Linked DNA regions of Homo sapiens: all the other regions are linked to region 1. A link is a contact called in ENCODE Hi-C or POLR2A ChIA-PET data. All regions are on one chromosome and are shown on one strand. Each heading gives the region's core, a stretch centred on a gene start or an enhancer-like site at or near the end of the contact. The rest is flanking DNA. Distances are from core to core; before and after follow the strand shown.

The links. A loop is a pair of places that touch in the nucleus more often than their neighbours do. ChIA-PET counts read pairs that join two places held with the same protein, here RNA polymerase II (POLR2A). Pooled maps may share reads with other maps.
Region 2: a loop to region 1 is called in a map with no recorded cell type, with 2.6 times the contacts of the local background. The contact joins two enhancer-like sites. A Hi-C loop is called at or near these places in 2 of 37 single-sample maps with no recorded cell type and 2 of 50 pooled maps. POLR2A ChIA-PET finds 5 or more read pairs at or near these places in 1 of 52 experiments (activated T-cell).
Region 3: a pooled map shows a loop between it and region 1 (6-fold over the local background). The contact joins two enhancer-like sites. A Hi-C loop is called at or near these places in 1 of 168 maps with a recorded cell type or tissue (CD4-positive, alpha-beta memory T cell) and 9 of 50 pooled maps. POLR2A ChIA-PET finds 5 or more read pairs at or near these places in 1 of 52 experiments (activated CD4-positive, alpha-beta T cell).

What each region holds. Positions count from the first base shown.
Region 1 is chr7:70,774,288-70,779,031 of GRCh38, reverse strand. It overlaps AUTS2 (activator of transcription and developmental regulator AUTS2), which reads right to left. Exons shown (of 19, transcript NM_015570.4): 13 at 3,646-3,675; 14 at 1,858-1,929. Among named protein-coding and RNA genes, the nearest start is that of GALNT17, 360 kb to the left of the region's middle. Within about 2 kb of position 2,136, at least 5 of the 41 ENCODE cell types and tissues checked have a DNase peak (open chromatin) inside an H3K27ac peak, as active enhancers do.
Region 2 is chr7:70,597,619-70,602,362 of GRCh38, reverse strand. The region is part of intron 5 of AUTS2 (activator of transcription and developmental regulator AUTS2); the gene reads right to left. Among named protein-coding and RNA genes, the nearest start is that of GALNT17, 530 kb to the left of the region's middle. Within about 2 kb of position 2,347, at least 4 of the 41 ENCODE cell types and tissues checked have a DNase peak (open chromatin) inside an H3K27ac peak, as active enhancers do.
Region 3 is chr7:70,646,161-70,650,904 of GRCh38, reverse strand. All of the region lies in intron 5 of AUTS2 (activator of transcription and developmental regulator AUTS2), which reads right to left. Among named protein-coding and RNA genes, the nearest start is that of GALNT17, 480 kb to the left of the region's middle. RefSeq lists enhancers at 2,400-2,449, 3,673-4,172. Within about 2 kb of position 2,629, at least 3 of the 41 ENCODE cell types and tissues checked have a DNase peak (open chromatin) inside an H3K27ac peak, as active enhancers do.

The DNA of each region.
Region 1 (4,744 bases), core at 887-3,386:
AAAGGGAAGATGAACGAAGTTATCTCATGTTCAAGAGGTCTTTCTAATTGAATTGGGATAATGAAAGTTTAAGTCACTGGGGACACTTTTATGGGAAAGAAGTTGCTAAAGTGGCACGTGCAACATCCCTCATCTCTTTTAACCAAAGAAGTTACAAGGAAGATGTGCTTTACCTACCGTTCCACTAACCACATCAACCAGAACAAAAACTGAATTGAACTAATCATCAAAATCTAGTTAGCTCTTCAAAGCACACACATTTTCTAAGATAGACCACAAGGCTTCCAATTAAACTTCCCCTAACAATAAAGTACAAATGAGCCAAACTCACTGATGGCATGTTATAAGAAAGAGCAGGTATCTGACAACCAAAGCAAAATATCTTAGTGACCTCATTTACTGAGGTTTGCATCTTAAAACTTTTAACCGGGTTTTTATTTTTTACTCTTTTTTTTTTTTTAGAGATGAGATCTTGCTATGTTGCCCAGGCTGGACTCAAACTCCCAGGCTCAAGGGGTTCTCCTGCCTCAGCCTCTAGAGTGACTGGAACTTGGGTTGTTTTATTTTAAAAATCACGTAACCCTTTTAAAAACATGTCTCTTCTGTGATGAAGAGCTCTATCTATCTCCTGGCTCATTGGTCTCCTGTATTTCTTTCATGAGAACTCCCAAATGCTGTTAGGACTAAAAGCTTGTTCATGAAGAAATGGATTAAGTGAAGCTTATTGGAGTTACTTGATTGCTTGTTTGCTCCCATTTTTGCAGGCATCGTAACATAGCCTATAAATACCCAGACTGTAAAATACAGACTTGTCAGTTACTTTGTTCCCTAAGCCAAGCGCTGATGCTGTATCCAGGGACTTGCAGAAGTTCTTGATCTCTCCCCTACTGAGTCATAAAGGCTCTAGCAGAACATGGAATATGTTCATCCCTATGATGAAAATATAGACAAAAAGGAAAAATCGTCTTTGGACAGCGAGGTAACTAGCCAGAACGTGGCTCCTGCAAGTACTGACTGTATTCCAATCCCTGGCACTGACCATCAGGAGGACCAATGACAGTTCAGCGGCATCATCTTCATATAGGGCACACATGACTCTACCATTTTCCCACAGCCATAAAATGAAAAGAATGCACCAGTCACTATTTTTACAAAAACCCAAACCCAACATTCATTTGTAGCTCTTCCCAGATGCAGAGTATTTTCTGTATTCTAATTCTTGGTCACTATAATTTTATTTCCAAAAGCTTTATTTTAGCATTTAATCCATATTCAAGACCTTTGGATCAATAAAATGACAAAATTATAAAGGGAACAAAACCCTGGGGCATTATCAGTTTGCTTTTGTTTTGTAATTTCACTAGTGGTTTCCCTAATTAACAGTAAGATTTCTGAGCTGGCTGCTGTGACTTGCACTGTAATCCCAGCTACTTGGGAGGCTCAGGTGGGAGAACTGCTTGGGGCCAGGAGTCTGAGACCAGCCTGGGCAACACAGTGAGACCCCTATCTATCTCTACAAAAACAACAATCAAGAAATTAGCCAAGTATGGTGGTATATGCCTAAAGTCCCAGCTGCTTGGGAGACTGAGGTGGGAGGATCACATGAGCCCAGGAATTCAAGGCTGTGGTGAGCTATGATTGTCCCCTTGTACTCCAGCCTGGGCAACAGAGTGAGACCCTGACTCTAGGAAAAAATAAGTAAGACTTCTGAGTAGCTTTTCCAAGAGAGGCTTGATCCTTCCTAACTATGGGTCTGTAAAATGTGTTTTAAATGCCTCCTTCATCAGGTTCTCCCGAGCACGTCACACACTCACATGTGCATCCCATTCTTCCCTACACCACGAAGGTCGGACTGACCTTGACTTTCTGTTGGTGGTGGTAAATCTGCCAGGCGATGTGAACATGCATAGCACACCACTTCCCTGGTTTCTGGAACAAGAAAGAGCAACGTGGTTAGGAGGAAGACATTTCAGAGAAAACCACCTTCAATTTCCCCAAAGCTTTCAGCAGATTTTGGCTGCAGAGGCTTTTTTCGTGAAACAAGAGTGCTTTGTACTCTCCAAGTGCCTTCCATCAGTAGCTCTCCAGCGCCCAGTCATAAGGGAGTCACAGCCAGCTCCCCCTCTCTCCCCACGTGGGTTTGCTACTCAGAAAACCACATTGACAAGGGCCTCCCCGGTTACCAAGGACAAGACGGCAAAAGCCTGAATCCCACTCTGTGCCTCTTCTCTTTCTTTTCTGCTGCCAGCTGGCAGACCTGGTAGAGTGGGAAGCCCTACTTAACAAATGTTGCCATGCTATAATGCAAATCAGCTGTTCAGAAGAGCTCATTAGTGAATGTCTGTGAGTCAAATCAAAATAAGAGAGGGTACAGAACCTGTCCTAACCTCCCCCAAGACCGTGGTGGTTTTTATTTTAACCCCCAAAGTGGTACAAAGAAATTCACATTTTGATTGAAGCCCAGTTACCGTAAATGCTAAGAGTCAACTACCCATTCGTGTTGGTGGGCGCTGTTCCTAAGTTTAAAGAAAGAAACAAAGAGAAGAATATTCCTTCCTTCCTGTTCTCTATCTAGGCCTCTGCAGATCTCAAGTCCATCCTCCACCCTCTGGGGTTGAATTTGAATCCACATCTCCCCAATTATTTCATGTCTTGCTTTATAAGGAGTGGAGTGCTGTGAGTGTATTCTCTTCTACCAGTCAGCGGGCAGGGACCACCTTTTCACTTCATTTCTGCTAAGTAATCTACCCATAAGCTCGGCGTGCGCGCTCAGTGACTACTGGACAGATGAGAAGAAAACACAGCCTCATTCTACATCGGCGAAGAACAGAAGCTTCTGGTTTCTACAGTATGGAGTTAGTTCCGAAAATATATACTTAAATGCAAGTCTGGGTCAGTTCTCTTCTCTTGCAATGAAATTATGGGTAGTTTGAAATCACAAATAATATACTGCCTCACCTAAGTGATGACACAATTCTCCTTTTTCCCCTGGAGAAATCAAATTATCTGATTATGTGCCCTAGAAATGAGTTATGCATAGCAAGAAATCTGCTGTCCATCCATCTTCTGTCCAACAATTCATCATGTCTGTCTTACCCCCAACCACCAGGATTCATTTAGAGGTCATCACACTGGCCAGTCTCCAGACCTCGAGAACAATTTGCTTTAAGCAAGATGTTAACAAACCAGATGCTTATAGTACCTCCTTCCTGCACCTTAAAAGGAGGTCAAACGGCTATGGCAAGTCAATGTCACTTACTACAGAAAGAGGGAGCCACCAGCCAAAATAAATGGACCCAGCTACATATTTTCTAAGTGCAAGAGAGACTAACTTCAGCCTATAGCTTCAGTCTTTCCCCTTAAGTTCCAACTAGTCAAACCTTTTACCAGAACTGCTAACAAGAGATCGGACTCGTTGACTTTTCTCTGTTGTAGAGATAAAAAAAAAAAGCCAATGGCCTCCAACGGTCAAAGCAAAACAGTTTAGGCCATTTTCAATCACACTATCTGAAAAACCCAATCACCGTCATTCCAATGTCTTATTCCAACATTTCTATGGCTTATTTCCTTGTAATAGACTTGTATTTTTAACCCACAGGGAGTCAAATAGAGGTTGCAAAACAGTTCTATAAGAAGCTTTCTTACCCTTAACATAGGTCTGAAAGGATCTGTCAACTGTGAAGAGAAAATGACAACTTGGTTACATGCCTGTCACTCAAACAATTGCTCTAATTAACAAATTTGTAGTGCTTCATTAGGAGGGGAAATTAAAATGTTAGAATTTTACTTTTAAATGAAGCCCTTTTAGAGAATAATTAACCCATTTTCACACTATCAAAAGTGCCAAGTGTCCCCTCCCCCACTTCACAAGCCTTGGTACATCTACGCTGACAAGCCCCTGTACAAGTTTAATCAATAGCAATGTGCCCTCTGGCAACATGATTTGCTCACATCACACACCAGGAGTTTCACTGTTTTGAGCTCCAAACCACACCGGGTAGGTCTGAGGGAGAATGGCCTTCAGACCCCTGGCTTTTAAAGCTGTCTACTAACTGGTATCTGGGGAGAGGTGTCCTTTCCATCCATCCAGGAGAATTAGGCTCTCTTTACCAATACCCTTACATTGATGACTTTACATTATTTATAGCTATTAGACATTTTCCAGAAGTTCACTATACATCATGACATACTTACATAGTTGAGTCATTTTAAACTTCTATCTAACTCTGGTTATCAATTTCTGACTGCCCTTATGTAGGTAAAAAGACAATATTGTTAAAGATTTTTTCATATTTCGTATAAAGATGACTACAAATAACAATGAGGCAAGATTGTATCTATCGTATAACTTCAGATTCCTTTTTTGGAAGCAGGCAGTGGTAATAAATTATGAATAAACAACATAACCAAAGCATAATGGATATTTTATTTAGCTCTAGAGTACAAAAGGATCCCTAGCACATTAAAAATAGAGGGCCAAAGAGCCGTGCAGTACAATAACTTCCTGACCCCAGGCAAGCGGGGGGATGTGTGTAGCCTGACTTCCAGGAAGAAAAGCGCCTTAGTGCTTTTCCATTCAAAACATTCTGTAGCTACTTCATTTGTGTAAGACAATTTAAGGAGATACAGACAGAGAAGATTGGTTAAGTAAAAACTATACAAGCTGACACTGTCCAATTTCTGGGCTCAGACCGTAACTCATTCCTCTTTTCTCCCATCGGCAAGTCGGTCTCTTTGTGTCCTA
Region 2 (4,744 bases), core at 1,098-3,597, 180 kb after region 1:
AGGGGTCAGGTCCTGATCATGCTACAGTCCAACCGGTGACATTAGCCAAGTCACTTCCTGGAGCTTTGGTTTCCTCTGGTGCAAGGTTGAGAGAGCACTTTGTAAGTTAGATGGCATGACATAAGTCTAAGGTAGCTGTCTTGTTATCATACGTGCAGAGGCCCTAGCTATGTGAGAGGATGATGGCAAAGGTTTTGCTGTTTTGAAATTCTTTTGCCCCAATATGTCATTTTCAAGGTGTGTTGCAACCATAAAGAGAAGCTGCCTGGGAGCCCTGAGGATGTGCCTGGTAGTCTCAGGTATCTTGAGAGAGGCACCTGCCCTGGGGGGTTGGGATGGACATGGCACTGCCACCATGAGGATCTGCTAATAGGGAATCAGAGACTATTTAAGGACACCTACAAACTTTTTTCTCACCTGTAATGTAGAATAAATCACACTCTTCAAGCACTTGTTTAGAGTATTATAATCAGTCTTTACAAACACTCTGAGAAATGGTGGAGGCAGGTCATTTTTGCCCAAATGAAGAAAAAGGTGAACTGCTTCACCTTGCTGAGGCTGGTGAAGGTCATGATCTTGAAAGAAATCTTGGGCTCCTGAGATCCCCTCTTACAGGTGTGTGTAACCCATAAAAGAATACTAGAAGGTCTGCCCACAACTTCCTGTCCCCGCTTCTCTACTTGTTCCTCTTCCTCTCAACATTCCCAGTCTTCTCCAGCAGTCTGCAGCCGCCACATCCCTGACACACACCACTCTATCCTAGCAAGTCACACCGTGTCTTTCTGAAGCACGAATTGTAATAGAATGTGAATCTCTTCATGCTAACCCTCGACAGTGGGCTCTCCTGTCCTCCTTTCCCCTTTTTAGACAGTTTCACATCTGATTAGAACTTTCCAGTGGGTAATGGCCACAGGTTGTAGGCTTTGTTTCATAAATCCTAAAACACCTGCACAGGACTGGACACAAAGCTGACATACTGAGGGATTCCTTAAGGAACAAAAAGAGCTGCCCTAAGAAGGATCTGAATAGACATTTCTCCATAGCAGATGTACAAATAGCCAATGAAAACATGAAAACTATGTTCAACATCATTAGTCATTAGGGAAATGCAAACTAAAACTACACTGAGATACCACTTCACATTCACTAGAATGGCTATAATAAAAAGGACAGATATTAACAAGTGTTGGAGATAATACGGAGAAACTGGAACTCTCATAAACTGCTTGTAAGAATGTCAAATGGTACAGTCACTTTGGAAAACAGTCTGGGAGTTCCTCAAAAAGTGAAACATAGAGTTAACATATGACTGAGCAACTCCTAGGTATTGACCCAAGAGAATTGAAGAAATATGTCCATACAGAAACTTGTACACCAATGTTCACAGCAGCATTATTCACAATAACCAAACAGTAGAAAGAACCCATGACCATCAATGGATGAATAAAGAAACAAAATGTGGTACTGTCTAAATAATGGAATATGATTTGTCCCATGAAGGAAATGGAGTACTGATACATGTTACAGCTTGGCTGACTCTCAAAACGTTAAGAAACAAGACAAAAGCCACATACTGCATTACTCAAGTTAAATAAAGTATCAAGAACAGGCAAATTCACAGTGACAGAAAGCAGATGAGTGGCTGCCAGACTTTGGGAGGGGGTGCAGAGAGTGATTGCTAATGGGTGTGGGATCTCTTTTGGGGATAATGAAAATGTTCTGGAAGTAAAGGCGAGGGTTGCAAATATACTAAACAGGTTATAAATATACTAAAAATTACTGAATTGGGCCGGGCGCGGTGGCCCGTGCCTGTAATCCCAGCACTTTGGGAGGCTGAGGTGGGCAGATCACTTCAGGTCAGGAGTTTGAGACCAGTCTGGCCAACATGGCAAAACCCCGTCTCTACTAAAAATACAAAAATTAGCCAGGAGTGGTGGCGGGCGCCTGTAGTCCCAGCTACTCGGGAGGCTGAGGCGAGAGAATCCCTTGACCCAGGAGATAAGAGGTTGCAGTAAGCCAAGATGGCACCACCGCACTCCAGCCTGGGCAACAGAGCAAGACTTCGTCTCAAAAACAAAACAAAACAAAACAAAACAAAAAACCTAAAAACCCCACAAAATTACTGAATTGTACACTTTAAAGTGGTGAATTTTATTATTAAGATGGACTGTGAATCATTTCAATAACAATTAGAAAACAAAACAAACAGAAAAAAGGCTGCCTTGGAGCAGTGGTTCTGAAACTTGGGCATGCAGCACTCACTTGGAGAACGTGTGAAAACACAGGTTGCTGAGCCCCACCCTAGTTTCTGATTCAGTAGCTGTGGGTGGGGCTCAGGAATGTGCATCTCTAATGAGTCCCCGGGGTGCTGAAGGTCCTGTTGGTATGCAGCCACATTTTGAGAACCAGTGACCCAGAATAGAGCTTCTCCCAACTTCAGTGCATGTGGTGGACACTGTGATGAGCTACCCAGATCCCTGTCTAATGACAGACTTGCTGCTGACTGCTGGGAGTGCTGTCTGCAGTGAGTTGAAAGGCCTGGCCATCCCTGCCCACCACAGACAACTTAGAAGGCTGACCTAGCTGTGTAGCTTCCCGTGTTGTGAGTGATGACTGTCACTGGGCCTGTATTGCTGCTTGACTTCTTGCTCTACCTACCTATTCCTGTTCCTTCCTCCTCCTTCCCATAGGTATTGATCCAAAGGGCACTCCTTAATAAATACGCCACTGGCTAAACTCCATCTCAGAGTTGGATCATGGGACAACCCCACCTGTCATAATGCATATGAGAAATCTGGGGAACCTGTCGCAGATTCTGATTCTATAAATCCAGGGATGGACCTGAGGTTCAGCATTTCTAACAGGCTCCTTGGTGATACCAATGCTGCTGACCCATGGTCCACACTTTGAGTAGTGAGGGCCTAGATGACCTCAAAGTACTCCTCCAGCTCCATAATGAGGAGACTCTATGAGCCATCAGGTCGAGTGTAAAGACAGAAAGATACCACATTTACTAGGTCATTAAAAGGTACTGAGATTACCCTGTCCTTGAGATCCAGGCCATGGAACTGGGTTACAGGTGAGTGTGTTCAACACAGGCCTTTCAGGTGCTCCCTAGCTAATCCCCTTGGACAGGGGCCAAGATCAACCTGAGTTTCTTTTTTATATGCTCTATTGTTACAGTACGGCTTCAGGGAGTTACTTGGGCAGAAGTGAGTAATCTGCATTGTGCAACCAGCAGACAAGTGCTGACTGATACCCACTACACAGCCTATGCAGGGAACCAAAGACGGTGGGAAGAAAGATGAAAGGAAAAGAAAAGTAGAGGCAGGGTGGTGGCCACCATCTTTTCCAGCATGTTTGCCCTCAGACAAACCTTGCATTTTAAGAGTAGTTAGGCCTGTTCATGTCTTGTTTCCAAGTGGGATCATTTGATAAAGAGTTTGGAAATCTGTTTTTGACCCACATCTGTTCCTAATTTACTGGGAGTCCCATACCTTGTAACTCAGTTTTTCTATCTGTTCAGGCTGACTTCAGATAAATACATAGGTTACAGACTCATATTCTCAGCAGGTTACAAAAAGAAAAAAAAGGGAATTTGGAAACAAATCTTAAAGATGTTATCATAGAAGGAAACTTTCACACCATCCTACCAAACACCCACTTGTCAGAAAGAGAATCTGGGGGTAGGCTGAGCCTTAGGGTAGCCTTGGGCAACATTTCTGAGAGGACAGCAATCCTTGAGCCCCTACTCCCTCTTTTTTTAAACCTCATCTAGCTATTACAACAGCTCACAGTCAGGTGTGTGATGGACGGCAAATGCATAGGGAAAAAGGAGCGATATGAAGTTGTGATCTTTAATCAACTCTTAGGAAAAGTTAGGAAACTTGGCAATTGTGTCATTTTTGAACGTTACAAGGCTCAAATTTCCATCCGTGTTGTATCTTCAAGCTTCTGCCTGTTGTACAATTTCATGGGAAATAAAAGGAGTGAATGTCTGCTGTGCCTTGGGCAGAATACAAACAGAAAAGGAGTGGGCGCTCAATACAGTAAACCTGCACTGAGAAACCGTGGTTCTGGAAGGACACAACTTTCTACACTTTTGCTAGATTTTCATGGTAGCAATGACAAAACAGGACTAGGGGAGAGGGGAAAAACCAGGGTAGGTAAGCCCTTAAAATTCTGGACAGTGACACTCTGTACTTAGGGACCTGCAAAGCACCTGGAAGGGCTGAGACTGGGAGGCACACATACAGCAAACGTCTTTCGATACCTGCTTTTTTCTCATTAACCAAGCGGATTTATGAATAAGCTCTGCAAACTTTAAAACGCATGCAGTATTCAAGATGCAATGCCCCTTCCATGCCACTCACTGTCTCTTCTGGAGTGAAATGCAACTATAATGGTGCTCCCTGAACCCACTTGCAATATGCAAGCTCTCTAGAGAAGGTAGTCCCTGATCATCCTGTTGAAAATCTAGACCTCGTGTAAGCAAGAAAAAGAAGTCAAGGTACAGAGTGGCATAAATATTGTTACTTGAAGTGCTAATTATCTACCAGTGTATTCAAAACCTAGTGATTTCCAAACCTGCTGGAGCTTCTTATGGAAATAAATATGTGCATCCCAATGTAGGGTTAAAAGGATTCCCAGAAACCTACACCAAAAATATAAGTAATTATCCTCTGAGCAGGGATTTCTCTCCAATTTCACTGCTTCCCACAAGGGGAACAATTTCTTGAGAACA
Region 3 (4,744 bases), core at 1,380-3,879, 130 kb after region 1:
TGAACTCTGGTCATCAATCAATTAGTTGGCACTATTAATTTATGTCTAACTGTCATGGGTACAGGAACAGTTTTTTCATCTAGCCTGGAAACTTCTTGAGACAAGGGTGTAGATGTGTTTGCTTTGCGTGTAAAATGAATCTGATAAAATTGACAGTTAATGGTCACAGAAGTTCACTGGAGATATGTAGAGGTAAATGTATGTACTTCTCAATTTTAAACAACATTCTTGGTAGCAATCAACGAGATACTAGTTTCAAGTGAAATGCACAATTGTTGTATGTCTGACTTCACACATTTGAAAGTAAAAATAATTCCAGGAAGAAAGCTGAGTGGGGATGAGAGTCACAGTAAGAGAAAAGAGATTCTAGTTCTAGATCTGCTCTTGACCAGCTCACATTCTTTGACATTCAGAGAGATTAAACCACATGCCTGATTCCTAAGTGCTAAGTCAGAATCAGTGACTTTAAGGTCCCAGACAGACCCTGTTGGTTGCCCAGGCAAGAGCCCTCAAGTTCACTGAACCCAGGTTTTGTTCAGGTACTGCATGGCGCCATGCTGTGGGCAGGTGGTCTTCCCCTGTTACAGGAGGCTCAGGCCACCCTTGGCAATCCCATTATTCTTGGACGGTGACTGTTTTAGGAGACGGTATGTAACCCAGTTCTGGCCAGTGAAACCTGAGGGGAAGTTTGCTATGGGGTCTCTAGAAAAGAATTTCCTCCTGATAAAAAGAGGTACGTGAGGAAGAACACCTTTCCTTCCTGTCTGTGAGTGTGGCTTCCTGAGGAAATAGTGTCTGATAACTATGGCGGCCATCTTGAAATCATGAGGAGAAAGCTAAGAGAATGGCAGAGAAGCCAATCCGTGCCCCAAAATACTTAACCAGTCCCATTTAGAAACACTACTCACACCCGCCCCCCTGCCATGGTTGAAGCCATTTTGTTCTGTTACTTGTGGCTGGAATGTCTTGGCTGTCCACATTCTAAGAACCCAAGCACCACATGATTGAGGCCCATTGTTAAGCTACAAGGAAATGTGGCACACAGATCATCTCTGCTGACCTACAAAATCACCACTGGGGCCGGGTGCGGTGGCTCACGCCTATAATCCCAGCACTTTGGACACCGAGGCGGGTGAATCACGAGGTCCAGAATTCAAGACCAGCCTGGCCAACATGGTGAAGGCCCATCTCTACTAAAAATACAAAAAATTAGCTGGGCATGGTGGTGGGCACCTGTAATCCTGGCTGCTTGGGAGGCTGAGGCAAGAAAATCGTTTGAACCCAGGAGGCAGAGGCTGCAGCAAGCCAAGATCGCACTACTGCACTCCAGCCCGGGTGACAGTGCGAGACTCCGTCTCAAAAAATAAATAAATAAATAAATAAATAAATAAATAAATAAATAAAATAAATCACCACTGGGACACTCTGAGATTAAATCCTGACCCCCATGTCCCACCACTTATGTTTCTATTAACCATTGTTTATTCATCTTACTTTTTTATTTTTTTTGAGACAGGGTCTCACTCTGCCAGGCCAGAGTGCAGGGGCATGATCTTGGCTCATTGCCACCTCCACCTCCTGCGGTCCAGTAATCCTTCCACCTCAAACACCCAAGTAGCTGAGACCACAGACATGCTCCATGGGGTTTCGTGATGTTGCCCAGGCTGGTCTCAAACTTCTAATCTAAAGGTCTCAAACTTCTAATCTAAAGGTCTCAAACTTCTGAGCTAAAGCAATCCACCTGCCTCAGCCTCCAAAGTGCTGGGATTACAGGCATGAGCCACCATATCCAGCCTATTCTTCTTATTTTGACATGTCAGCTTCTTTCCGTAAGCTGAGGTTGACATATATAATCAGAGACTTAGGTCAATAGGAAAAGGCATTCCCTAATTTCAAAACAGATCTAAACTCTCTAATTTCCTCAAAAGAGATCTCCTAATCTTTCATCTACTGGGATTATTTTAATAAACTCATTTTAGCACCCTGTTACTATGAACTCTTAACAAAGGTTCCTTCCAGGGCTGGGCGCGGTGGCTCATATCTGTAATCTCAGCATTTTAGGAGGCCAAGGCAGGCAGATCATTTGAGGTAAGGAGTTCGAGACCAGCTTGGCCAACATGGTGAAGCCCTGTCTCTACCAAAAATTTAAAAAAAAATTAGCTGAGCGTGGTAGTGCATGCCTGCAATCCCAGCTACTTGGGAGGCTGAGACAGGAGAATTGCTTGAAAGGGGGAGGCGGAGGTCGCAGTGAGCCAAGATTACGCCACTGCACTCCAGCCTGGGTGACAAAGTGAGACTGTCTCAAAAAACAAAACGAAACAAAACAAAAAACCAAAAACCAAAACAAATTCTGTTTTGTTTTTATATCGTGTTTCTACATCTAAACATGCTACTAGGTTGTGCTTCATGATATGAATGTATAAATTCAAGATCATGAAACTCTCATTGGTGCAGACATATACAACACAGAACTGCAAACTCACCACAGATGCTCCCACGCCTGTCCCTGAAAGCACCATGGCAAGCCTCAGCCCATTCCTCTCCCTCGTGCTGCAGATGAGAAAGCTGAAGTCCAGAGGCGTGAAAGGTGTTGGTGAAGGTGACTCAGTGAGCTGACGGCATCACAGAATGCAGGAAACTGTGGTAGTCTGGTGGTGGAGGGGGGCGGAGTACTATGACACTAGCTGTAACCACAGCAGCTCACATTCATCCTGGGCCTAGGACAGCACAGGAACAATTCTAGACTCTTCATGTGTTTTAGTTCATGGAACCCTCACCAGAACCCTGAAGAGGTAAGTACTATCATTATTCCCATGTTATAAATGAGAAACCGAGGCAAAGAAAGGTTCGGTACCTGCCCAAGGCTAAGCAATGCTGAGTGTACATGCCGTCATCACTCAGCTATTTCCAGTCTCCTACCACTACATCAGGCCATGGGGTGACATTTCCTGAATGGATACTCTTGGTAGGTCAGTGGCTTAAACTGAGATGAAACTAATCAGTACAATGGACTTCTTAGATCTACAATCCTGTCTTTAGCCAGAGCACACTGGATGGTCTGAGTTCCAAAGAAAGGCCACTGTTTCATTCCAAAATGTGCGCATGCAGTCCTTGTACCACGTATGCCACCTGCCTCCCTGGCATGCTAGCTTCAGGGAATAGGGAGGCTGAGAGAGGGTGGTGGGCAGAAGAGGGGTTGAGAGACAGGTATGATACCCAGTTGGCAGTCTCCTCTGGTTACCAAAGTGCAAGTCCCAGAAAACACATCACACAGGAGACGAGCCAGGGTGTGACCCAGGATGCCTTGTCTCAGTTTGTGGGGAGATTAAGGGAGAAGGCATTATAAAGGCCAGCATCATTTTCAAGAAACCATCACTTTATTTCTTGCTTAAAAGCAGAGCTGGCCAAGTTAAGATAGCTGTTTTTTCTGGATTATATTGTGTTTCAAAGCAAACCACTCCTCACAGGGACTCAGGCTACAAAGCACAGAGAGCTGGAATGGCCTTTACCGGTCATCTTGTCCAGGCACATTCAGGGCTTGCAGAGCGAAGTGGGCTGAGGCCTAGAGAAGTTCAGTGCTCATCCCAGCTCCCACGGCCCCCAGAGCCGTCCAGCGTTTCTCACTGTGTCTAGTGTTTTTCGCTGTGTGGATAAGAATGAGAGGAAAAACTCTCCATCCTGGAGTAGAGGGGAAACGTGGAATGGGCACAGATTTGAGTTTGGGCTCCTTTATATCAGCTCAGGGGGACCAGAACGCATTCTCCAACATGGAACACAAGTCAACAGTGAGCGGATCCAATCAGCTGCTGAACAAAACAAACTTCTCTCCTGGGTCTTGTCTGACTTCTGCTGGGAGAATGTCCAAGACTGAGCAATGCTGGGCTAAAGACCTTGCAGCTCAGCCCAGACACAGAGGTGGCAGGATCAGCCCTGAGTTTGAAACTGCTCAGCCAGCCTGGAATGATGAGCAGCAAGGCCAGAGCAGAACAGCATCCAAAATGGGCAAAGGTAGGGAACTGGCAAGGCCCTCCTCTGATCAGATTGTTCAACAGCCTCTGAGCTGGCTGGCCCGGTCCTGGCCCCAGCTTCTGGGCCAGCCCTGCTGCCCTGAGCCAGGGCCCTCGCACTAGAGCGGGCCTTGAGCAGCCGCCTTGCATGGCCTAGATCTCCTGGCACTGCATCGGAGTCAATCTTGCCTACAGCTGTCAGCGGCACAGTCTGTTCGATGCCGCACAAATGGCAATGATTCAGTCATTCCGGGGATGCTTCCAGGGCAGTGTTCTTGGGCATAAAGAAAAAGAGAATCCCCTTGGGGGGCCAGAGGCGGTGGGCTCCCCTCCAGCGGGCTGGCTCATCCCCATCTAAACACCATCAAAAGCCTGCCAGGGTGTTTTTGTTGCAACCTGGCAGTTGAATGGCCTCTGACATTTGACTTGGGACCGTCCAGGTGACCTATTAAGTGAGATGCACGCTTGACGGCTGACCTTAGTGGATGTGACGGCAAGCTCACTGCTGCTCTAAATAATAAAAATTCTTCCTGACATGACGGAGGCAGAGAGGGAAATGGCCCCTCTGGTGAAACCCCATGGACTCTGCCTTAACCTCACTGCAGAGGGCTGCTGATGCAAAGGCTGATATTTGCCTGCAATCTTTCCCTGGGAAGTAATTAGTTTCCATTTAGAGGGATGACAAATTGATCAGGCAGGAGTCGCACTGAGCTCTGAATTGAAGCTCAACTGTGATG